Regions from separate parts of the Homo sapiens genome. Here region 1 is linked to region 2. A link is a loop called in an ENCODE intact Hi-C map of the cell type or tissue named here. Cell type or tissue: chondrocyte. All regions are shown on one strand. Each heading gives the region's core, and the rest is flanking DNA. Links, peaks and the distances in the headings are about the cores only.

Region 1 (8,338 bases), core at 148-8,147, 490 kb before region 2:
GTAGCGGGGATTACAGGTGACCGCCACCATCCCTGGCTGATTTTGTATTTTTAGTAAGGACAGGGTTTTACCATGTTGGCCAGGCTGGTCTCAAACTCCTGACCTCAAGTGATCCACCCGCCTCGGCCTCCCAAAGTGCTGAGATTACAGGTGTGAACCACCACATCCGGCTTTAAGTATGTATTTTTGATAAACTGTACCTAGAAGGCTTTAACAACTAATACCTAAGAACCAGGTCCCTCATATTTATTCACCTGTCAAACCAAAGGTCATCTGTCATTTTGTTCTACCTGTTCTTAATAAGACTTTGTAATCCAGAAATAAAGTATAGAGCCATTTTGTTTTACATAGGAAGAACATATGATTTGTCATCTAAACCAGAATACAGATGCTCCTAGATTTACAACAGGGTTACACCCCAATAAACCCATCATAAGTTGAAAATGCATTGAATACACCTAGACTGCAGAACATCACAGCTTAGCTTAGCCTACCTTGAACAAACTCAGAACACTTACATTAACCTATGGTTGGGGAAGATCATCTAACACAACCCCATTTTATAATAAAGTGTTGAATATCTCATGAAATGAATACTGTACTGAAAGTGAAAAAATCGGTGTATGGGGACTCACAGTATGGTTTCTACTGAATGTGTATCTCTTTCACACCATCATAAGGTTGAAAAATCATTAAGTCGATCCAGCCAAAGTTGGGGATCTGTACTTTTGTGAGCGAAAGATAATAATTGTAATTATGTTTAGATTGTCCCCAATAAACCAGGAGACATGATTACTCTAGCTACCAGCCTGCATCCTCTCTTAGAACCGCATCTCTTTGGAGATGGCTTTCTAAGAAAACTAGCAATGAAACCTGGAAGGAAAGAGGGAACATACAGAAATGAGAAGAGTCAGCTCAGAGGTTCTCAACCCAGGCAGGCTGCACATCAGAACCACTCAGGCAGCTTGGTGAAAGTACCCATGCTTTGGCCCCAGTCCTAGAGATTCTACTTTAATTGTTTTGAGGTGGGACCTGTAGTTTTTAAAAAATTTCCCAGATGATATTAATTAGACAAGTGCATCTCAAACTAATTACCGGCCAATCACCTTGGGAATGTGTTAAAATGTGGATTCTGACTCAGGTATGAGGAGGGCCAGAGATTTTGCATTTCTAACAAGCTCCCAGGCAATACTGTGCTGCTGGTCCAGGAGCCACCCATTGAATAGCAAAGAGCTAGGTGAACTGTGAAGTGCTAGCAGCAGGACCTTGAATTCTTTAAAACTGTAGAATGAGCAGCACCTGTTTTTAATACCATTCCACACATCGATCTCTGTCTTCTAGACTTCTATTTCTGTTGCTTATTGGATTCCACCTGAATGTCTTATAGACATCACCAACTTGACATGTGCAACACTGATTTCCCGCCAGCCTCCTGTGCACTCCTCCAAAACAAACTCCAGCATGCTGTTTCTTTCATTCTTCTCCATCTCAGTAAATGGCAGTTCCTAAAACATGTTAGACCACCTCATAGCTCTGATAGAATCCTCCCCTCCACCTCATTTAGAGAAGAGCCCAAACCCTTACCATGATCTTGAATGACATACTGGAAATGGCCCCCTTCTCCCTCTGACCTCATTTCCTATCTCTTTTCCTGCTTCTTTCTCCACTCCAACCGCTGTTTGGTGAACATGACGAGAATGCTCTGCCTCGTGTTAGTTACGATGGCTGTTCCCTCTGCCTGAAATGCTTTTCCTTCTGACATCTGCATAGCTTGTCTCCTTACTTCTCAGTAAGGGTGTCCCTGGCCACCTAATATAAAATAGCCCTCACATGCAGGTACTTCTTACTTCCCTACCCTGCTTTGCTTTCTCCATGGCATTTATCCTCATCATATATATATATATTTATTTTATTTTATTATCTGTCTCCACCCAGTAGAATGGAAGCACCAGGAGGCTGGGACTTTGTCAGATTATTTCCCTGTATCCCCAGTGCACCTGGTACATGGTAAATGCCCAACGCAGTTTTGCCAAATTATTGCAATATTGACCATTAATTACTTTGGAATCTCTCAGCCCAATTATATCACACAGGAAGCTGAAATATTCTGTACTCAGGATGAATGTTGGTGCTATCATCAGGTTTCCTCCTATGACTGAGGTCTTGAATAAAATAAATGCCATTTTTAAGGTCCCTACAACATGCAGGCTCCATTCTAAATACATCCTTTATCTTATTCATCGTTCCAGTGGCCTCATGGCAGAATTATCCTGCTTTGCTTTTGCAGGAAAGGAGACTGAGTCAGGAAGCAATTCAGATTCATGGAGTAGGTAATTTCTGGATTGGAGGTTTAAACTAAGTCTTTCTTATAACAAAATCCACATTGTCCATGTTAACGTTGAAGGCCCAGAAGAGAATTTCTTTTTATTTGTGCTTGAGTCCAAGGCTACCTCTGGAGCCTCAGTACAGTGTTATTGAGAGGTTTTTTCCTCAGATCAATCAATTCTGTGATTCCCTGACACCAACTGGGTGCAACAATTCTATTCAAGTCAGTTCTGACATTATCTGGATTTAGCCCAGACCCCACAAGTTAAGGGCTCAGTCTCACAAGATTGCTCCTACTAGGAATGCCAGCTGCAAATGGGGTGCACAGGCTACCCACATTTTTGCCTTGCCAACTACAAATTTAGGGTTTTCTACAATCCCCCTTCAGATTTAATAATTCACTAGAATGACTCACTGACCTCAGAAAAGTGCTTCGCTTAGCATTACTGGTTTATTATAAAGGCTAGAACCCAGAACCAGCCAAATGGAAGAAATGCTTAGGGCCAGGTGTGGAGAAGGAGTGTGGAGCTTCCATGCCCTCTCTGGGTAAGACAGCCTCCAGCACCTTGATGTGTTCACCAGCCTGGAAGCTCTTCAAACCCTGTTGCTGAAGTGTTCTTATGGAGTTTTCACTAGGTAATTATGGTTGATTAAATCATTGGCCCTTGGCGGTTGGATTTGGTCTCCAGCCCTGCTCCCCTCCCTATAGGTCACGGGGTGGGGCTGAACATTCAAACCCTCTAACCACCTGTTTGGTTCCTCTGGCAGCCAGCCCTCCACCTGAAACTATGTTGGGGCCCACCAAGAGTCACCCACTAGCATAAAGTCTGCTGTGGCTGAAATAATAACAAAGACTCCTATCATTCAGGAAGTTCCAAAGGTTTTAGGAGCTCTGTGCCAGAAATTGAGGACAAACACCACATGTATTTGTTATTCCACACTGTTAAAAGAAGTTTAGCCTAAAGCTGCCTCCTTACATAATTTAAGTTTGGCCTAAAGGTTTTTCCATACATAGTGAACTATGACCTAACTGGATGTGTAAACAGACTGTAACCTACTCTTGTGACAAGTAGCTGAGTCTCAGCCAATCACAGTGGCTGAGTTTCAGCCAATTACAGGCAGCCACTTTTTCAAAATATGTTCAAATAAGGCAAAAACTGAGCTGTAACCAATCCAGCTATCTCTGGACCTCACTTCTGCTTTCTGTACTTCACTTTTCTTTTTCTGTTCATAAATGTTATCTGACGTCGTGGCAGCTCCAAGTTGCTCTGAACCTATCTGGTTCTGAAGGCTGCCTGATTCAAGAATCGTCCTTTGCTCAGTTAAACTCTTAAGTTTAATTTGTTTAAGGTTTTTCCTTTAACAACAGTTGTAAAAGTGAATAGCGTCTTAAAAACAACCAGTTTTCTGTACTAATTTTGAATTAGCAATGAATAGGATTCAGAAACATTATGAAAATAATAATGTTCTAAATACATATTGGATATCTTTTCTAGTTCATAAGGGATCTAGAGTGAGTAGTCAAAAACTTGGAGAATAAAGTAGAAATGGATATAATACATATGATGTGAAAGAGAAACAGAATGGAGTTCAGAAGTGATGCAAATCCACATTCACTTAGCCATTCACTTTCATGACAAGACAAAGATTTTTGTATATGTATATGTGTGTACATGCATGTGTGTATGAGAGCAAGATTTGGGGATCATACTAGGTATATATGATTTAAAGAGCTAAAAGTTGTGCCTCGGTCCTGGTTTTGGGTCAAGTTTGGATTACAGTTTATAGCCCCCCAAACCCTGAAAAAAATTATATTTCCTCTCCTTACTTTCCCATATGTAGTTAAAAATGAAAACAAATTCAATTTTAAAAATAAATAAAAGATGTTGTTATTTAAAAAGAAAACCTGAGCAAGGATATATTAATAGCCATATATATGAGGGAAAACATGAGGAAATACCTCATTTTATTTTTCTCCTCAGAATTTGGTCGGTATTGCTGCACTTTGGAACTATGGGGGAGGGCAAAGTGTTGAAGAGAGAGTTGAGAAGAGAAACACTTGGTGAAGAGTTGGGCTCTAAACTCTATGACCAAGTTAAGGAGCTGGCTCATTCCACTTAGACGAGAGGCGTGACTTGGAGGTCTTCAGGAATTTAAGGAATAATGTGAGGCGGGAAAGATGACCAGCTGTTCTCCATAACTAATGAATATGTAATTTGAGGAAATAAACTCAAGCTGAACTGGAAGGGATTCACGTTGACTGTTAGAACAATTTCTCAACTGTCAAGACTCCTGCCCAATTAGGATGGCTAGTTTGTGCTTTTCTAAGTCTCTTTGCCTACATATATTCAAATAATTTTAAAACAGGGGCAAGAGTAGAAAGTATTGAGCAGGATAATGTCTCAAAGTATGTGTCAGCCTTAAAATTTTAGTTCTGTAATTATAATTTTTTTTTTTTTTTTAAGAAACAAGAAACAAGTTCTGGTCAGGTGGGTTAGATTTCCCTCTAGTGGTGTTGAAAGGAATTTAGTATGGCTGTGTTTTCATAACTGGCTCTTGGGGCGGAATTAAACTTGGAAAGATGCAAAGATGTATAGGTTTTTTTCTATTTCTGCTTAGATGAGTACTTTCTGGAAAGGCAGACAAAACGCCAGGGCAAACAGTCCTTCTTTTTCTTCCTTAGATATTGAAATCTGGACTCATACTCTGCCGTTACTACATATTGTTTTCCCTGGAGCTGAGAACACTCCTTGGGAGGGTTGGTCATCTGATGGCATGTGAAAAACTCCCTTGGTTGGGAATCTGGGAGATTCCCTCAGGGCCTAGTGTCTATCATAGACCAGGGCTTTTTACAGTTTTGATGACAATAAGCCTTTTTCTTGGCCAAACATTGTGATCAGATCTCCTTTCAAGGTACTGAGTATGTGAAGCCCTGTGTATCCACACTCCACATGGTCTAGGACTTGTGGGAAACTATGGACTGCCACCGTGAACCACTCATGTTAATCCCACAGACAGAGCCCATCTCAAATCTCTCTTTGTGGCAATATATACAAAAGAGGCCCTTAATTCCAAATCTTGCAAGAATACCGGCATTGCCAGCTTATCCCGAGAACCAGTGGTCTTAAGAACAGACCACTGAAGAGCCAAAAGGCATGCCTTGATCCTGGCTTTAGGTCAAGCTTGGATTACAGTTTAGAAAGCCTGGACCCTAAAAAAAATTATATTTCTCCTTTCTACTTTCCTATATGTTGTTTAAAATAAAAAACAAAATTAGCTTTAAAAATAAATATAAGGAAACCTAAAAATGTTTTGATTTTTTTCCTTATAATGCTATTCTAATTTCTAAAATATTAAATATCAACTTCTTACCAAAATATCTTTTGTTTTGGTGCCAGTTTTACCATGTCTAAAGCACATGCTTAACCAGCTATTGGTTAACCCAGTGATGTTTATATCCACAAATCACCAAGTCTTGCTGGATCTTGTTTACTCAGCCTGAAAAAGGAGCATGAATGAATTTGCAGCGGTCACACAAGTCCAGAGGTCACTGGTCATCACTTCTCTTGCCAGATGGATGGGTTTGACAAGCTGTGTCCAGCACAATCTGCCTTTCCCAGCAGCCTTTTTGTTCTAGCCCAGATGCACAGCACAACCACATTTCCGTGCCTTTCAGGAGAAAGCTACCCAGGTCTCATGAACTGGTGGTGATTCAGGTTTTCTTTGAAGTGGTGTCCTTCCTTGGTGTACAGTAAATAATTTGCTTTGCTTATATAATAAACAAGAGTGTATCTTAACAAATGGGGACTGACAGTGAACCTGGAGGTTGCCTGTGGCCTTCAGAAGGAAGCTCTGGACTAGTGTGTGCAATTAGCCAGCATCTGGAAGCAGCTTTTCCTGGGCTTCCCAACACGGTCATGCTTCATTCACATGGGGAATACAGGATCTGAGCTGTTAAGGGGAGAATGTGGCTGTTTTTGCTCTCCCGTCTACTCTTGGCTGAATTTAAGTTTGATGCCCTAATCCCAGAACGAGAACTCCTGTTCAAGATGCAGGTGAGGGAGTTTCCCATCCCTTGTTTTTGACTCCCAGGAACGCTGGCAGGCCTGACAAACTCCAGGGAGGAGCATCTCAAAGCCAGAATGCTTAGGCCTTGGGCAGGAGGGAAAGCTGTTAAAGGTTTATACAATTCTGGTATCGTGTTTGTGTTTTTGGTTTTACTTTTGAGCATTTTTGTTGGTACAAATCATCACTTGGGACATACTTTGGCAGGTTGGGCCTGTGTACTATACCATCATGATATGAGATGGAAGGTAGATGAGGCTGACAGAGTGGCTTGAAATGTAGACTTCATTATTATTCAGGTATGGGGAGGCCAACAGATGATGAGATGACGGCCATTGAAGAGATAGTTTGTTACTCACAGTTCCCAAGAGGAGGGGACCCAACACGCCACACAGGGCCACGCAGGGAAGCGCCAGCGTCGGACAGGAGGCAGCATGAGCAAAGGGAAAATGTGGGTGAAGCCTTTTTGGAGATTCTCTGGGAAAGGTAAGGTAAAGCATGATGAGAAGGTTTAGGATTAGCTTGTTTGAATAATTTCAGCAGGCTCTGGGGCACAGGGACTGTCCCTAATTTGCTGGTACCTAGCCTTGGGGTGGTTAGGGCAGAGAAATAGTGGCCCAAGTGTGAGAGCCCTGTGAGGGTCTGAGAAAGGAAGTGTTTGGTTTGCATCTGAAAGGCAAGCTCCAGGGTGTGTTGTTTGCTGTCTCTAAGAATTAGCTAACCCTGGGAAGAACAAAACCTTCCAGAGTCAGCCAGGCCCCAAGATGTCAAAGCATTAGAATAAAAACACCAGCTTAACAGCCAGAGGAAAAGATAAAACCACTGTCACTTTCTCAGGTGGGTAAAATTGTTAGGGAGCACCCCAACAAGATTTTGTTTTTTTCACATACCATCAAAGCTGGATGGCCTCTGATACAAAGGTTGGGCTTTGAAATCAGCATTTTTTTTTTTTTTTTTTTTTTTGAGACAGAGCCTCGCTCTGTCACTCAGGCTGGAGTGCAGTGGCGCAATCTCAGCTCACTGCAAGCTCCGCCTCCTGGGTTCACGCCCTTCTCCTGCCTCAGCCTCCCAAGTAGCTGGGACTACACGCACCCGCCACCACGCCCGGCTAAATTTTTGTATTTTTAGTAGAGATGGGCTTTCACCATGTTAGTCAGGATGGTCTCGATCTCCTGACCTCGTGATCCGCCCACCTCAGCCTCCCAAAGTGCTGGGATTACAGGCTTGAGCCACCGTGCCTGGCCGAAATCAGTTATTTTTGTTTTGAGTCCTAGTTCTGCCATTTTCCAGTTTTGTGATCTTGGGCAACTTAATATCAGTCAAATTGAGATAGATATACTTCTTATTTTATATTGTTGTAATGATTAAATCAGATAATTCATATATGTAAAGAGTTTTGTACAATGCCTGTGTAAATCAAAGAAAATGACCAAGATGAGTCTCAATCGTTTTAGAGGTTTACTTTGCCAGGTTAAAGGTCATGGCCTGTGACACAGCCTCAGGAGGTCCTGAGAACATGTGCCCAAGGTGGTTGGGTTACACTTGGTTTTATACATTTTAGGAAGATAAAAGTTACAGGCAAAGACACAAGCAACACATGTAAAGTATATATTGGCCTGGCCCAGAAAAACAGGACATGTCAAAGAAGGGGAGGCTTCCAGGTCATAGGTGGATTCAAAGATTTTCTGATTGGCAATTGGTTGAAAAATCTAAGCTTTGTCTGAAGAGGTAAAGTCAGTATAAACAAATGCTTGAGTTAAGATAAAGAAAGTTGTGGAAGCTGAGGTTCTTGTTATGTGGATGAAGCCTCTAAGTAGCAGGCTTCAGAGAGAATAGAAGGTAAATGTCTCTTATTAGACCTCAAAAGGTGTCAGACTCTCCAGAGAAGATCTAGCAAGGGAAGGGGATTCTCTACAGAAGGCCGATTTCCCCCACAAAAGATGGCTTT
Region 2 (8,338 bases), core at 41-8,040:
ACCTTCACACTGTAGAGTCCCAAGCTATTTGACTCATTTTCAAATATTCAAATCAAGGGAAGTGTTTTCTAAGATGATTTTTATCCAGTGACCAAAGATGTGTTTTTCATTGAATTTTGAGTTGATGACACAGATTAGGGTATTTAAAAGAATACACAGAGATGAGCAGGCTGTATTGATTTAAAATGGGCAATCACGCAGTCTTCATAATAGAGCAAGATTCTACTTTGTAAATAGTCCCAGATATTCTAAGGCACCGGATGCTGTCACAGTGGCTGTTATTTCCGTTTCTAAGGCGGCTTCTTTGCCTGATGTAGAATGCAATTTGGTTTTCGTGGAAAGAGGAACAACCAACAAAAAGCCATTTCTGCTGAAAAGTGTATTGGGAGAGAATATCCTTTTATGACTAGCTGGGAATGGCTGGGTAAGTGGGAGATAATGGGATTGCTTTTTTAATAATATAGAAGTTTGAAAGATGGCTGCCAGAAAACAGTGACTTCCTTGCTTCTACTATTCATACCCAAGGTTATGCCCTTACACTTTCCATATTAACATCCTCTCAATAATATGTACTTTCATCCAGTTTTGCTTCTCTGCAAAATGGCTGTTTGAAATACAAAAATAGCTGTGAGCAAAGGAGAAGAAACAGTTAAGCTGTTTTTTAGCCACGCCAGTATTGGAGATTAGCGCTCTGATGGGCAGCTGTTGGACGGCTTGATTATTTAATGTGTTTTCAGGGTAGTTAATAATACTCTTTGATCATGGGAAGAAGGGTGGCAGAGAAGTGAAAATGATTGAATTAACAGCTTATCATACTATTATGTATGGAAAAAGCGTGAGAAAGAGAAGAAAAACACTTTAAATTAGGTCACAGGGGTCTTAGAAAATTCAGTGGAACTTTTTTGGCAAAAGAAACTGCATTTCTGGATTTGAATCCCTCAGCGTTGAGGTTAATGACTTATATTGGGTCTCTTTAATCATTCCTTGTTGGAGCCAGTATCCGCTGCTTCAAGGGGTGTTTATTTGAAACAGTGGCATTTCTTATTCCTTCTCAGGAGAGAACTCGATCCCCTACCAACCAAAGATGCTGCTCGGGTTTTTGGTAGATTTTAGTGAGAGCAGAGTAGGAAGGAGAAAAGACAAACACTGCGTTTGGTGTAGAAGGCATTTGACCAGAAGCCCCTTTCCTTCTGCCAGGTGATCACATTGTTGAGAAGTGAAGAGATTTTGGAAAGGATAAATTAGGGCCCTTGTTTGTTTCCAGAAATGCTTGGCCCCTAAGTTATTGACAAATAATATTTCTAAGACATGTGGAAGAGCTGAGAAAATGGACCTCCCATTGCCCGAGTCTCACAGCATCTACAAGTTATTCCCATTCTTGAAATAAAAGTGACGCAAGCTTCAAATTAATGAGGCAACCTGTCAGTCTAGATTAGGAGGTCACCCATAGGATTTTTTTAAAAAACAAACAGCATTAAACTGCTGTTTAAGGATTAGCGTAGGGAATTCCAGCTGGAGTTATAAAGGCACACTGGCTTTCCAGTTCAATTAGGCTCAGAGTTAGCAATTGAATGACAGTTTGCAGGGCTGCAGTAGCTTTTTTTCTTTTTTTTTTTCTGTTAGGTCCTAGCTTTACAGTGAATCTTGGCTTGCAGGCTAGCTTGATTTCTACTTTCTTTTTTTCTTTTTTTCTTTTTTCTTTTCTTTTTTTTTTTTGTTTTTCAGACAGGATATCTCTGTTGCCCAGGCAGAAGTGCAGTGGTGCAATCTTGGCTCACTGCAACCTCCACCTTCCAGATTCTAGTGACTCTCCTGCCTCAGCCTCCCAAGTAGCTGGGACTACAGACTCACACCACCATGCCTAGCTGAATAGAGATGAGGTTTCCCCATGTTGGCCAGGCTGGCCTCGAATTCGACCTCAAGCGATCCGCCCACCTCGGCCTCCCAAATTGGGATTACAGGCATGAGCCACTGCACCCGGCTGATTTCCACTTTCTTAAAAGCTAGTTCTGCTCCAGTTTGCCTGGGTCTTTTATTATTATACATCCAGGCGCGGGTTGCCCCTCATTTTTCATTCTTTTCCTCCTAAGACTGGCCTCTCTTCCCTTCCCTTATCCCTCTAGACTCTTCCTATTGCTTCTCTTTGTGGTTTCTATTTTTGTCTTCCTTGTCAGAGAAAGCCAGTGTTTGCCATTTTCTGGAAACTTTCCAACTCTTGGGAATAGTGTTTGAGGAAGAACAGCCTGTAATGGTGTGAACTTGGGGTCTGCGAGGCCCTGAGCCTGCAGAAAACAAACAGCAGACTTAGAAAGAACCAGATTAGAACAAACAAGAACTTTTAGGAAAACAAGTTTAGATCACACCCATGGACCTAGTAAACAGGACTGTTCTCATTCGTGCCATTTCCCCTTCTGGGCTCTGAGGGGGAATGGGAAAATGCTTAAGGACTATTCGGTTTATAAAAAATAAAGCCCCCCAAGTGTGATGAATGGCACGAGTAGGAGTAGGCAGCTGAGGGCCTGGCTTCCCGTGGTCTGCTTCTGCCTCTGCTGGTTTCCAAGGCCTGCTATCACAAATGACCACAGACAGAAATGGATTGTCTCACAGTTCTAGAGGCCGGATGTCTGAAATCAAGGTGTCAGTAGTGCCACACTTCCTCTGAAGGCTCCAGGGGAGGATCCTTCCCTCCCTCTTTTAGCCTCTGGTGGCTCCACATGTCCCTTGGTCCTTTGATCTGCGTCACTGCTGCCATGTTCATATGGCCTTCTTCCCTGTGATGTTCTGTGCCTCTGTGTGGCCTCTCTTCTTATAAGGATGTCACTCATTTGATTTAGGGTTCACCCTAATCCAGTATGACCTCATCTTAACTAATTACATCTGCAAAGACCCTATTTCCAAATAAGGTTACGGTCTGAGGCTCCAAGTGGATAAGAATATTGGGGGGACACAATTCAGCCCACCCCTCTACCTTACCGAGGGACCTGTGAATTAACTGCTCCTTACCACACATAGCCTCGTTTTCTTGTTCACTTCCCTTCTCCCTGGTTGTCACTGTGACGTTAGATAGATGTTTCCAAATTAGTTTGTATTCCTCACAAAGAGGTATCAGGTAAATGACTATATGAACAGAGTCAGTCACCTGTTGGGGACATAATTTGTGTTCGAAGTAAAATCCCTGGGGGTGGACTGAGGCATTGGTATTTTTTAAACCTCTACACACACCAGAGCTGAGATCCCCTGAGCTTATTAACAGGGTCCTTCAGCTCTGAGCATCCTGGAATTCTTGTATGCTAATGTAAGGGGGAACCGTGTGACTCCCCTGGCAAGATAGCTGTCCCATTACACGTGCCTCTAATGTAGAAGCAAAGCCTAGGAAGCTCCTACACCCTCAAGTTTATGATCTGGGCTTGCCAATGAGTTCCTGCTTTCAGCAAGCCCTCTACTGCCACCTACTGATAATCAAGGCGGGGAAGGAGTGATGGAGCCCCTAGAGTTGAAACGTAATGAAGAGCAAGTGTGTGTCTCAATGGAGTTCCCACTCCATGTACTTGATTGTAGCCTTTCAGTGTTGTACGTGCAAGGTCAGCAGGCGGCGGGGGTATGTCCTTCAGAGGTCAAAGGCAGCTTACTCTGACAGGCCCAGCTCCACCACCTTTCAAGTTGGACTGGAGGCTACAATTACAATGTGGCGCAAAAATGAAGGTGTTACCTTCCCTCAGGTCCAAGTGTGCCCCCCTCATCCATCAAGGCCAGTTCTGCTTGAGCCTTTTTGAAAGGCTCCCTTGGCAGATTGGGATTCAACACAGAAAATGCTTCTTTCTACTGTTTAGGCAGCAATTTTAACAAAGTATCAACAAATCTGGGGTGGAGAAAGCCATTCTTCACCTTCGGTCTTCCACAGGTCCTCGCCTACAGCCATGGAACTCCCAGGTGATTGTGGCTTTTGAAGTAACTTTAGTAGAGAACAGAATTAAATATAATAAGATAAAAATATGTGGGGTTTTTTTAAAGACTTCCTAAATCCCAGTGGTTGCTATTTTATTAGTTTTCTAGGGCTGCTGTAACAAAGTACCCCAGATTTGGTGTCTTGAACAGAAATTTCTTTTCTTGTCATTCTGGAGGCCAGAAGTTCAAGATCAAGGTGTTGGCAGGGTGGATTCCTTCTGAGGGCTGTGAGGCAAGGATCTGTTCTAGCCTTTCGCTGGTTTGTAGGTGGCCTTCATCTCCCTATGTCTTCACATCACATCTTCCCCCTGTACGTGTCTGTATCCAAAATTCCCCTTTGCATAAGGACATCAGCCATATTGAATTAGGGCCCAACCTGTGGCCTCGTTTTAATCTGATTACCTCTATAAAGACCCTGCCTCCAAATAAGGTCACATTCTGTGGTGACAACAGTTAGGACTTTTAACATAGAAATTTTAGGGGAACACAGTTTAGCCCGTAACAGCTACTTGGGTGTTTTTGTAAAGGAAAATGCCGCCGAGGAAAGTGCTGAGATGGAAAAGGCTTGATGGGAGCACAACTTTTTTTTTTTTTTTCTTTTTTTGATGGAATCTTCCTCTGTCACCCAGGCTGGAGTGCAGTGGCGCAATCCTGGCTCACTGCAACCTCCACCTCCCAGGTTAAAGTGATTCTCGTGCCTCAGTCTGCTGAGTAGCTGGGAATTATAGGCGCACGCCACCACACCCGGCTAATTTTTATTTTTATTTTTTTTTTGTAATGACAGGGTTTCAGCATGTGGGCCAGGCTGGTCTCGAACTCCTGACCTCAGGTGATCCACCTGCCTCGGCCTCCCCAAGTGCCAGGATTACAGGTGTGAGCCACCACACCCAGCCTGGGTGTGCAGCTTCTAATTTCCACCCTCTGGGTCTTGGCAGAGGGCCTCTGGTGCATTCCTTCCTGTGGGTGAGAGAGAAGCCAGTGGCGTTGTCCTCAGGCAGTGCTCCTTTTCAAATGAAACCAGTACCATATTCCTCCCCCCACATTTTTCAAATGTGGCTGAAGCAGGGGTCAGAGTGGATTGTGTTGCAGCAACAGATCTATGTGATGTGTTAGATGATAAGGTGTATCAGTCCATTTTCACACTGCTATAAACAACTACCCAAGACTGGGTAATTAATAAAGGAAAGCGGTTTAATTAACTCATAGTTCCACATGACTGGGGAGGCCTCAGGAAACTTACAATCATGGCAGAAGGTGAAGGGGAAGCCAGGCACATCTTACTTAGTGGCAGGAGAGAGACAGAAGTGGCAATCACCAGACATTTTCAAACAACCAGATCTCATGAGAACTCTGACATGACAACAGCAAGGGGGAAGTCTGCCCCCATGAATCAATCGCCTCCCACCAGACCACTCCCCCAACACATGGGGATTACAATTTGACATGAGATTTGGGTAGGGACACAGAGCCAAACCATATCATGAGGTAACCACCCAGATTTACAATTAGCAGGAGTCACTCAAGTGCTGAAAAGTCCACTGCAGAACTGTCCACCAGTATAAATCACTGATGCTCTCAGGCTTCTCTTGGGTCCTTAGGAAACAAATTAATCAGTCAGGGAGCTGTGTTAAAATGTTACCACATTAACAGTTTTGAAATGAGAGGCCAAATCTTAAATCCATCCCAGGAGACGGCACAGACGAGTGTCAGCTGCGTCTTGGGTCTGCTCTCACCTTATGGCTCATCTACCTGCTGCTTAGTGTGGGATGCTTTAATGAGGCATCTGGAGGCCGGCAGGAGGCCTGGCACTCCATGTGCTGCCAACACCCCAGAATTCAACCAACAGTCTACCAGATCTGGAACAAAATAGCTGTCTTCATCCCAATTGTACACATCCTTCAAGGATGGCGAAAGTCCTGCCTTCTGCCTCAAGGCTTCTCGGTTGAAGCCTTGTAGTCCCTGGTCCTTGGAAGAGAGTAACGTCACCTCTAATGCTGCGTCCAAATATATTTTTTAAGTACAAAGGTAGGAAATTTGGATCTGAGCGTGCCTAAGTTTCCTTTCGGCAATGCAGTTCCATAGCACTGTGATTTTCTTCTGTTCACACTGCTATGTCCTGATTCTGCAGCACTAGCACGTGTATTTGTTTCCATGCCTAACAAAATGGTGAGCTTTTGGGTCCCTGCTACTACTGGAATCCAATACAACGAGAAATCCCCCACTGCACTACATCCCCAAATGATTGTGCCTTGTGAAGTAATTCCCAATAGAGGATAGATATGAATATAATAAAATATAGAGCTTTATTTAAAAAAAAGAGAGAGAGAGAGACTCTGGACTTCCCAGAACCCAAAGGTGATACCTTGTGTTTAAAACTTAGGGATCTCAACCAGGCATGGTGGCTCATGCCTGTAATCCCAGCACTTTAGGAGGCCGAGAGGGGCCCATCACTTAAGTCCAGGAGTTCAAGACCAGCCTGGGCAACATGGTGAAACCCCATCTCTACTAAAAATGCAAAAATTAGCTGGGCATGGAGGCGCATACCTGTAATCCCAGCTACTTAGGAGGCTAAGGCACGAGAATCACTTGAACGCAGGAGGCGGAGGTTGCAGTGAGCCAAGATCATGCTGTTGCTCTCCAGCCTGGGTGACAAAGGGAAGCTCTGTCTCAAAAAATAATAATAAAATAAAATTCAGGGATCTCTGGGAAAGAAATCGGGTGAACCCAGAGATGAAGGGGACCCCGGAGCCAAGGAGATGATGTTGGGGTGAGATATCCTGAGCCTTAATATGGATTTGTGGTGATGTGTGAGTTTTGACTAACGTGGGCAGAGGGAGGCGGGATGAGTTGATGTGATCTCATGGCAACGAGAGGAACATCAGACAAAAGAATCAGGACAATAGAAATAGAAAGGAAACAGAGCAGACCTGGAAAAAAAGAGAATTCAGAATTGATGACAGAAACAGGAGCTGTGTGTAGGAAAATGAAACACGGGACTAAGCCTACGATGGCCGAGAGAAAAGCTGATGCTTTCGTCAAAGATATTTGGGACAAAGAATTTCAACTTGAAACCAAAGTGAGGATTTCCTGGACACCAGAGAAAGCTCTTGCTTTAATAAGGCCTCAGGACTGAAACCTGAGGTAATTATAGTTAAAAAAAAAAAAGGGGGGGGGATATCACCCCAAGGGTTGACTGCTCAGGGATCATGGAGACCTCACAGGACTTGTCAGTGCTGTTCATCTTGGCCAACCTAACTGTGGTGAAGTTCCGCCTCTCTCAGCACTGCCCTAAAACTCCCTCACACCACATCCCAGATGTTCAGAAATTCTCGATATGTTTGTAAGCCAGTCGGTTGATGGGGGCAAGGGTGTCAAGGGAAGGCTTGAGAAAGGCAAGCAGGAGTGGAAGGAATGAGTCTAGGAAAAAAGTTTCTTGGAAAAGAAACTCCTCACCTTCTCATGCCCTTCCTGTGGCTCTGAAAAGTAAACCGAGGCCATCTGAGTTGGGAAGCCCTCCTGGGAGTGTTTCCTGCCTGGGCTCCCCTCCAGGGGATCCGACTTCACAGTACAGTCAGCCCCCTAGAAAGGGCTTCTGGGTTAATTAGTGGACAGATTGCTTTTGATTTGCTGTTTTCCCTTATTGCTCTGTATTAGTGTTTAATTATTTAATTTTAAATAACTTTTTAAAATAAATGTTGAAAATTATTTAATTGTAATATTGAAAAGCTTTGTAATCTCTGACCCCTTGTGTACATACTATTGTGTAGTTTCAATCATAGAATCAAGCATTTTATTTTAGGTAGAAATAAAAATACACCTTTCTCTTTCTTATACCCCAACATATGTGTGGGATGAATAACACTGGGATTTAGGCTGAAATACTCTACTTTTACTTTTTATGGCAACTATTAACGACACTTTTTACTGTCAGGTATCAGAATTTTAAATAGTTCATGAATTCTCAGAGTATCTCAGTGCATAGGCAAAAATGCTGCACCTTTGTGGGCGTGTGTGTGTGTGTTTTTGTGTGTGTGTGTGTGTGTGTGTGTGTGTGTGTACAGAGGTTCACCTGGGGACAGAGCTGAAATGTCACTCCAGGGTCTGTAGTCTCTGAGCTCCTCTGCCAAAGCACCAGCACTGAGAGGGAGGAACTTCACCACAGTTAGGTTGGCCAAGATGAACAACACTGACAAGTCCCGTGAGGTCTCTGATCCCTGAGCGGTCAAACCTTATTTCAGTCTCTACACCCATTCGGTCAGGATGGGTCTGAATCTTGGTTGACCTTGAGGAGAAGCTGCTAATCTTTTGGGCAATAATGCCCTGAAGAGTCCATCTGCGTGCTGGGGAGCAGAAGGGACTTCTGCGTGTACCACACTTTGAAGAATGAGCTCAA

Evidence for each region. Hi-C counts contacts between places; a loop is a spot of excess contacts. Peaks named below come from ENCODE experiments on the same cell type or tissue, not always from the same donor. Only the 100,000 strongest peaks of a DNase experiment are listed, where the experiment ranks them.
Region 1: a loop joins it to region 2, with 4 times the contacts of the local background. A loop is called at or near these places in 3 of 110 quality-filtered maps.

What each region holds. Positions count from the first base shown.
Region 1 is chr9:68,502,817-68,511,154 of GRCh38, forward strand. All of the region lies in intron 10 of PGM5 (phosphoglucomutase 5), which reads left to right. Among named protein-coding and RNA genes, the nearest start is that of TMEM252, 34 kb to the right of the region's middle. In chondrocyte, for the core only: CTCF peaks have their summits at 4,822 (motif pointing left) and 5,037; no DNase peak of the experiment used is centred there.
Region 2 is chr9:68,996,369-69,004,706 of GRCh38, forward strand. All of the region lies in intron 15 of PIP5K1B (phosphatidylinositol-4-phosphate 5-kinase type 1 beta), which reads left to right. Among named protein-coding and RNA genes, the nearest start is that of PRKACG, 14 kb to the right of the region's middle. RefSeq lists an enhancer at 2,696-2,825. In chondrocyte, for the core only: CTCF peaks have their summits at 3,449 (motif pointing left) and 3,662; no DNase peak of the experiment used is centred there.